2 separate regions of the Homo sapiens genome follow, and region 2 is linked to region 1. A link is a contact called in ENCODE Hi-C data. All regions are on one chromosome and are shown on one strand. Each heading gives the region's core, a stretch centred on a gene start or an enhancer-like site at or near the end of the contact. The rest is flanking DNA. Distances are from core to core; before and after follow the strand shown.

Region 1 (2,906 bases), core at 256-2,755:
CCAACTAATTTGAGCTACAAATGAAGTATCTAAAGAAGAGCCAGCAAGCATGTCTTCCCCCCGACCATTAATTATAATCTTGTGTACTGCAATCCAGGCTGAATAATACGGCACCAATTCTCCTGGACCAGATAAACTGGGCAGTGAAGAAAACCACCAAGTCAATTAATTTCCATTCCAGCGTTTGCCAGGATAGTATTTACCCAACCTCGGGTAAGTGTTAATACTTCAAATTTTCTAAAATCGAAGCTCCATAGCCTAAGGAATCCCCACAGGCCAGACCCTTTCTCAAGGTCTGCTTCAGAGGTTCTCATACTCATTGGTGCACGTCTAAAATGTCACAGACCAAACTACAGACTAAAATCTAATTCTCAGTGACCCCAACCACGGCCCAGACCCACACTTACCAGATGTCATCTACTGAACAGCCCACACAGGTTCGGAACTAGGCCATCCCGGCCCATCTGGAATAACTCTTCAGTACTTAGGCCAATATTTATTAATTATACTACATCTGTCTATTCTATTATGCATTCCCTGCATCTTCTCTACTATTTAGCACTCCCTCTTGCTTCAAACGCGATCCTTTCTATTCACGGGAACTCCTATCTCCCTTCTTTCCTTCCCTGAGAAACGCTTCAGTTCTTTCCATAATGAAATACCTAACGTATCTGCACAATGAACACCCCCCAGAATCCTCAAGACTCCTCCACAGCCACCTCCCCGCATTCCTCCACCTCTCCGGCATCTTTCCTCCGGCCCCTCGCCCTGTTCGCACTCCCACTACGTTTCCTGCAAGCATTCCCTTTTCTCCAACCCCTGCCCTTCCCTTCTCCCAAAGAGCACACTCCGGCAGCAACAGTGACTGAGGCCTGCGGTGCATAAAGCACTGCACCAGGCACGGTGGACAGAGCCCTGGTGTCTCCCTAGCCTTTTCACACCCACACCCAGCACCCTCCGGCCTCCCCGTGCAAACATCCCACCTCCTCCCCTACCTCTGACACCCGCCTCCAGCCTCGGAGGCCGCCTTCTCGCCTCCGCCACCCCCGTCATTATCCCTCCTCAACCCCCCAACCCACCCTCCGCGCCCTGCTTCCTCACGTCCCCCAGCCAGCCCCAGCGTTTCCCTCGGCCTCGGCTGGCCCCCTGGCCACCCCCAGCCTCGCCACGGCTCGCTCCCCCCGGGGTCAGGCCGTTACCGCCGCGCGCTCCCCCCGCGCGCCGCCCCCTCCCCCTCCCCCGCCCTCCCCCGGGCCCGGGCCTGCCAGGCCGAGCGCTTTACCGCGGGCGGGCGCCGAGTCGCGCGGTCACCGACTGCAGGCGGCGGCAGCTCCAACCTTTCTAGGGGCCTTGAGAGGAGGGGAAGGGGGGAGGGGGGAGAACTTTTGCTGTGGCAGCTTCGGCAACAGCTCCCACCCCTGCGCCTTTCTCCTCTTCCTCCCCCTCCTCCTCCTCCTCCTCTTCCTCCTTCTCTTCCTCCTCCCAGAGCAGTAGAGACGCAGACATGCCGCAGCTAGAGCGCCGCCGCGGTCGCCGCCACTGCCGGCCCGGTGCATTGTGGGAAGCCCCGCACACGGGAAGCGCTCCGCGGCGCCCGCCCTCGTCTGGCGCAGAGACCTGGCTGGAAAGACACAGCGTGGCTTCGATTCCGGCGCCTGCGTGTCACCAGCCCAGGGTGGCCGTGGAAGCTGGACCCGAGCCGCAGGCCCCCCAGGCTGGGCCTGGGAGGAAAGCGGTTTGAAAAAGATCGGAACTGAGGAACTCTCTTAGAGCGGGGGACTCCCTGCTCCTACAGCCTTAACCAATGCCCAGCGCTTGGAAAGTGGAGGACTCGGGGATTCGGGAGCGTTTCAGGCCTGGGGAAATGGAAGGGTCGGGGACCTAGGTGAAAGGTTATTTGCCAGAAATGTCTTGGCTTTTTCATTTATTCTGTCTTACCTAGCCCTTCGCCGCCACCTCCAGTCGTTGGCCTCTTACCACCTTCAAATGCCACCTTTTCCGGAAGATGTAGCCCTGCGCCCTTGAAACTGGCAAACCCTATTAGTGTCTGCAAGCTGAGATGCAGGGTGTGGGCATAGACACAGATCAAGAGATCCGGCCCTGGACCCTCTTGGGCAGAACCTTGCCCTTCTCATTTCACCTGAAGCCCAAACTTTGTATGGCAAAGACTTGGTAATGATCTCTATAGAGCTAGGATTACACAGTTGTCTCATCCTTTGGGGGCCCTTTAGCCAAACTGTGACCTCCTTAATGGTGCCTTCGTCAGCTAACATTAGGCGCCCTGAGGTGCTTCTGCATACTGCCATCGTTTACAATTACTCATCTTTGTGTACACACCCTAGCACAAGGTCAGCCATATAACATAAAAGATGCTCAGTGAATGTTGAGTAATTGTGAGCATCTGGAACTTGCCGTGGGATAAAACGCGTTCATTGGGATTTCTTCATAATAATATGAAGATTCCATTTAGCGCCTCTCTGCAATACTTAAACGTAACCTTTGAGGGGAGAGGGAAAAGAAAAGGCATGAAAATATCTATAGAGCCATTTCTGGTGTTCTCCTTCCCTTTTCCACACCCGCCTTCCCACCCCTTGCCAACTAAATGTTCATTTGAATAGTGCTTTTTGGCAAAATTCCAAACTCCTGCATTATGCACTTGTGATGACACTGAATTAGATTAGTGTCTGCAAGGTTAATGTTCCCTCAGGCATTAACCTTAGTAAATCGTGATGCCTGTTTAGAAATAGCTAAGGCCCAGAGGTTCAGCTTAATTTAGACACAGGTAACTAAGAGCAAGAGTAAACCACAGCTCCACAATCAACTCTCTCTGTGTGCTTTCTCCATTAAAAAATATAAATTTTAATAAGATGACCGCACATATTCTGAATGTTAATTGCAACAAAACA
Region 2 (2,700 bases), core at 107-2,606, 2.7 Mb after region 1:
AGAAGAGATCATCAGTGGGTCCTGGAAGTGAAGATGGGTTGCATTTCAGACTCTGAATAAAGAGTCAATGTCTTCTTTTTCCCCTTTTTGGTGGGGGATGGATATCAAGTGATGTCACACCTAGACCACTTCACTGAAGTTACCTGCCTGTTCCCAGTAGTCCTTTGAATTTTCCACCAGTGGGTTTGTATTCCAAAAAAGACTTCCTGTCCTGTCCAACTTTCTGAGCCAAGAATGTACAAAACCTGATTATCTGCTAGAAATGGGTGAGAATGGAAAAATCCAAATAGTTGACACCTAAATTAAAAGCAAAAAAGCATCTTGCCACATATGTACCCTCAACTTCTACCTGTCCTGGTCAAGGTTTAGCTCCATGAAACCTTGCCTGATCCCACAAGGCGTGCCCACCTCCTCCCTGCTAAATGCTCACAGCATTAAGTCTGTTTCTCTTAGATGACATCATACCTACTGACTACAGATGCCTGAAAGTAAATTCCAACCCCCAGCCCCAGCATCCCTTGCCCTACCCGTTATCCCCCTTTCCCACACCGATCTTAGGCAATCACACCGCCATGCTTTGCCCACAACAGTCTCCTCAACCTGTTCCCTCATTCCTTCTCGCCAGAATCTATCAAGGCTCGGCACAAAGGTACTCTCCCAGGAGGCCTTCCTGAATTCTTCTGTGAGGCAGACTACTTCCCGAGCTGCCCCGGCCCTTCTCCGGCCAAGTCTCTCCAGAAACTCATCCCATTCGTTCTCAGATGGAAGGGGACCCACACCCACGACAAGCCTCCGGGTTTGCTTAATGACTCAGACAGCGAGGGTGCTCGGTAAGCCCCACCAGCCCGCGCCCTACTCAGCAGGTAATGACGGAGACCTACTAGGTGACGGGCGCCGCGGTAGACGCTGGGATAAGGTCCCTGCTCCAGGGAGCTTACGGTCTATTCACTAACGTCAAAGAGCAGTGAGTGCTGTTACGTGTATGGGAGCCACCAGGGTCTCCGCCTGCCTGCAGGGCCACGCGCGCACTCGACGCTTCGCGCCTGCCTCAGTTTCTCCGTGAGGCCGCACAGCCCCAGTCTCGGGAGGCGTGACACACCCTCCCCGCGCGCTCTCGCGTTACCAAGTCTGCGCAGCCGCACACCCCCAGTCCCGGCGGGCCCCGCGCGCCAGGCCCCTTCCCGACAGGCCCCAGGAGCCCCGCTGCATGCCGGGGCTTGAGGTCTCGGCGAAGCGGCGCGGCGCGGCGAAGCGCGGCGGCCGGCGGGCGCGCGTGGCAGGAAGCGGAAGCGATCCGAGGCCCGGCCCCGGCCCCGCCCCGCGCCGCGCCGCGCCGCTTGCCGCCGGGCTAGCACTGACGTGTCTCTCGGCGGAGCTGCTGTGCAGTGGAACGCGCTGGGCCGCGGGCAGCGTCGCCTCACGCGGAGCAGAGCTGAGCTGAAGCGGGACCCGGAGCCCGAGCAGCCGCCGCCATGGCAAGTGAGTCCTGTAGGGAAGCCCTATTGAGGCCGGGACGGAACAGATCCCCCTTCCCCACACCCGTGCGGTCGGGCGCCCGCCGGCCAACCCTGACCGGCCCCCTGCAGAACGCGGCCCGTGCCCCCGGCCCTTCTCGAGTATCCCCACGCGTCCGGGGTGCGGCCGGCTCCCCTGGCCCCTGCTCTCACTCGTCGTGGGCAGAAGGCGTCCCTGGGTAGCGCGGAAGGTTACTTCTCTGTGTCCCAACTCTTCCTGTTTTGTTTCTCCCATCAAAGTCAAATTTCTGGAAGTCATCAAGCCCTTCTGTGTCATCCTGCCGGAAATTCAGAAGCCAGAGAGGAAGGTAAGTACCCCAAATCGCCAACAAAGAAGGTTTCAGGAAACTGTCTGGACTCTGGAAGTTTACAGTATGATTAAAAATGGCTTCAGCACGGCAATGGAAACTCTCCCTTCTCTTCCCTTGGAGTGTAGTTGTGCTCTGTTATTCCGGAGAGCTGTCGAAAGGTGACCTGGTTGTGTGGAAATTTCCACTGAAATCACTGTGCTTTATTTGGAGCATCTTTGGTGGATGTTGCTCCGAGAACAAAGCCTCCGGTTGCCCTGTCCCAAAAATGGATCCGGGCCATGAATGAATAAGGCCTCAGTTAGGATAGCAGATTGAGTTACCCTCCCTTTTTCACCTCCAACGGGAGCAGATCACGGGTTGGTTTTTTTTCCCAGGAGATGCCCTTTGTATCCAGCTGCTAAAGGGAAGGGCTGTCACTTTAGTATTTACAAATGATTTTGTACCTTTTATGTAGGCTGTCACAATAGGGGGAATAAAGGCTATTCTTTTGTGAAGTCTGCTGCTTTTCACAGACGGTGTATTAAAACAAGGAAAGATTAAATTTAGAGCTGTGCTGAATCAGAAATTGTGTGGAGTGAGTGTTGCCAGTGTAACTACAGCTGTCAACGAAAAAAAGTTTCATTAGGTTCCTAGGTTAGAGAGTGGGGAATAAAATGTTTGTGTCCTCACATTATTTTTCAAACTGTTGTTAAAGCATTCACATGGACACTTGGGTGCTTGGAATCCACTTTCATTTTTTTACGTAAAATAGTTTCATATAAATGCCCATGTGCTGCTTTTAATGGACGAATTTGTAAAGCTTTACCCCCTCAATTCCAGTGTAGCGAAGGGGCATGGCTCTGGAGGCAGGCAAGCCTAGGTCCCACCCTTTACAT

What was found. Hi-C counts contacts between places; a loop is a spot of excess contacts on that map. Pooled maps may share reads with other maps.
Region 2: a map of CD4-positive, alpha-beta T cell shows a loop between it and region 1 (5-fold over the local background). The contact joins the promoter of SEC61A1 here to the promoter of ZNF148 in region 1. A Hi-C loop is called at or near these places in 2 of 168 maps with a recorded cell type or tissue (CD4-positive, alpha-beta T cell and CD4-positive, alpha-beta memory T cell) and 8 of 50 pooled maps.

What each region holds. Positions count from the first base shown.
Region 1 is chr3:125,373,820-125,376,725 of GRCh38, forward strand. ZNF148 (zinc finger protein 148) reads right to left here and starts at 1,506. Exons shown (of 9, transcript NM_021964.3): 1 at 1,283-1,506. It overlaps LOC105374080 (a long non-coding RNA gene), which reads left to right and starts at 1,607. Exons shown (of 3, transcript XR_924427.3): 1 at 1,607-2,906. RefSeq lists a silencer at 1,241-1,290 and enhancers at 1,401-1,670, 1,781-1,830.
Region 2 is chr3:128,051,081-128,053,780 of GRCh38, forward strand. SEC61A1 (SEC61 translocon subunit alpha 1) reads left to right here and starts at 1,357. Exons shown (of 12, transcript NM_013336.4): 1 at 1,357-1,479; 2 at 1,755-1,822. The coding sequence starts at 1,473. LOC102723759 (a long non-coding RNA gene) reads right to left here and starts at 1,095. Exons shown (of 4, transcript XR_007096073.1): 1 at 882-1,095. RefSeq lists a cis regulatory region at 922-1,538 and a silencer at 1,031-1,670.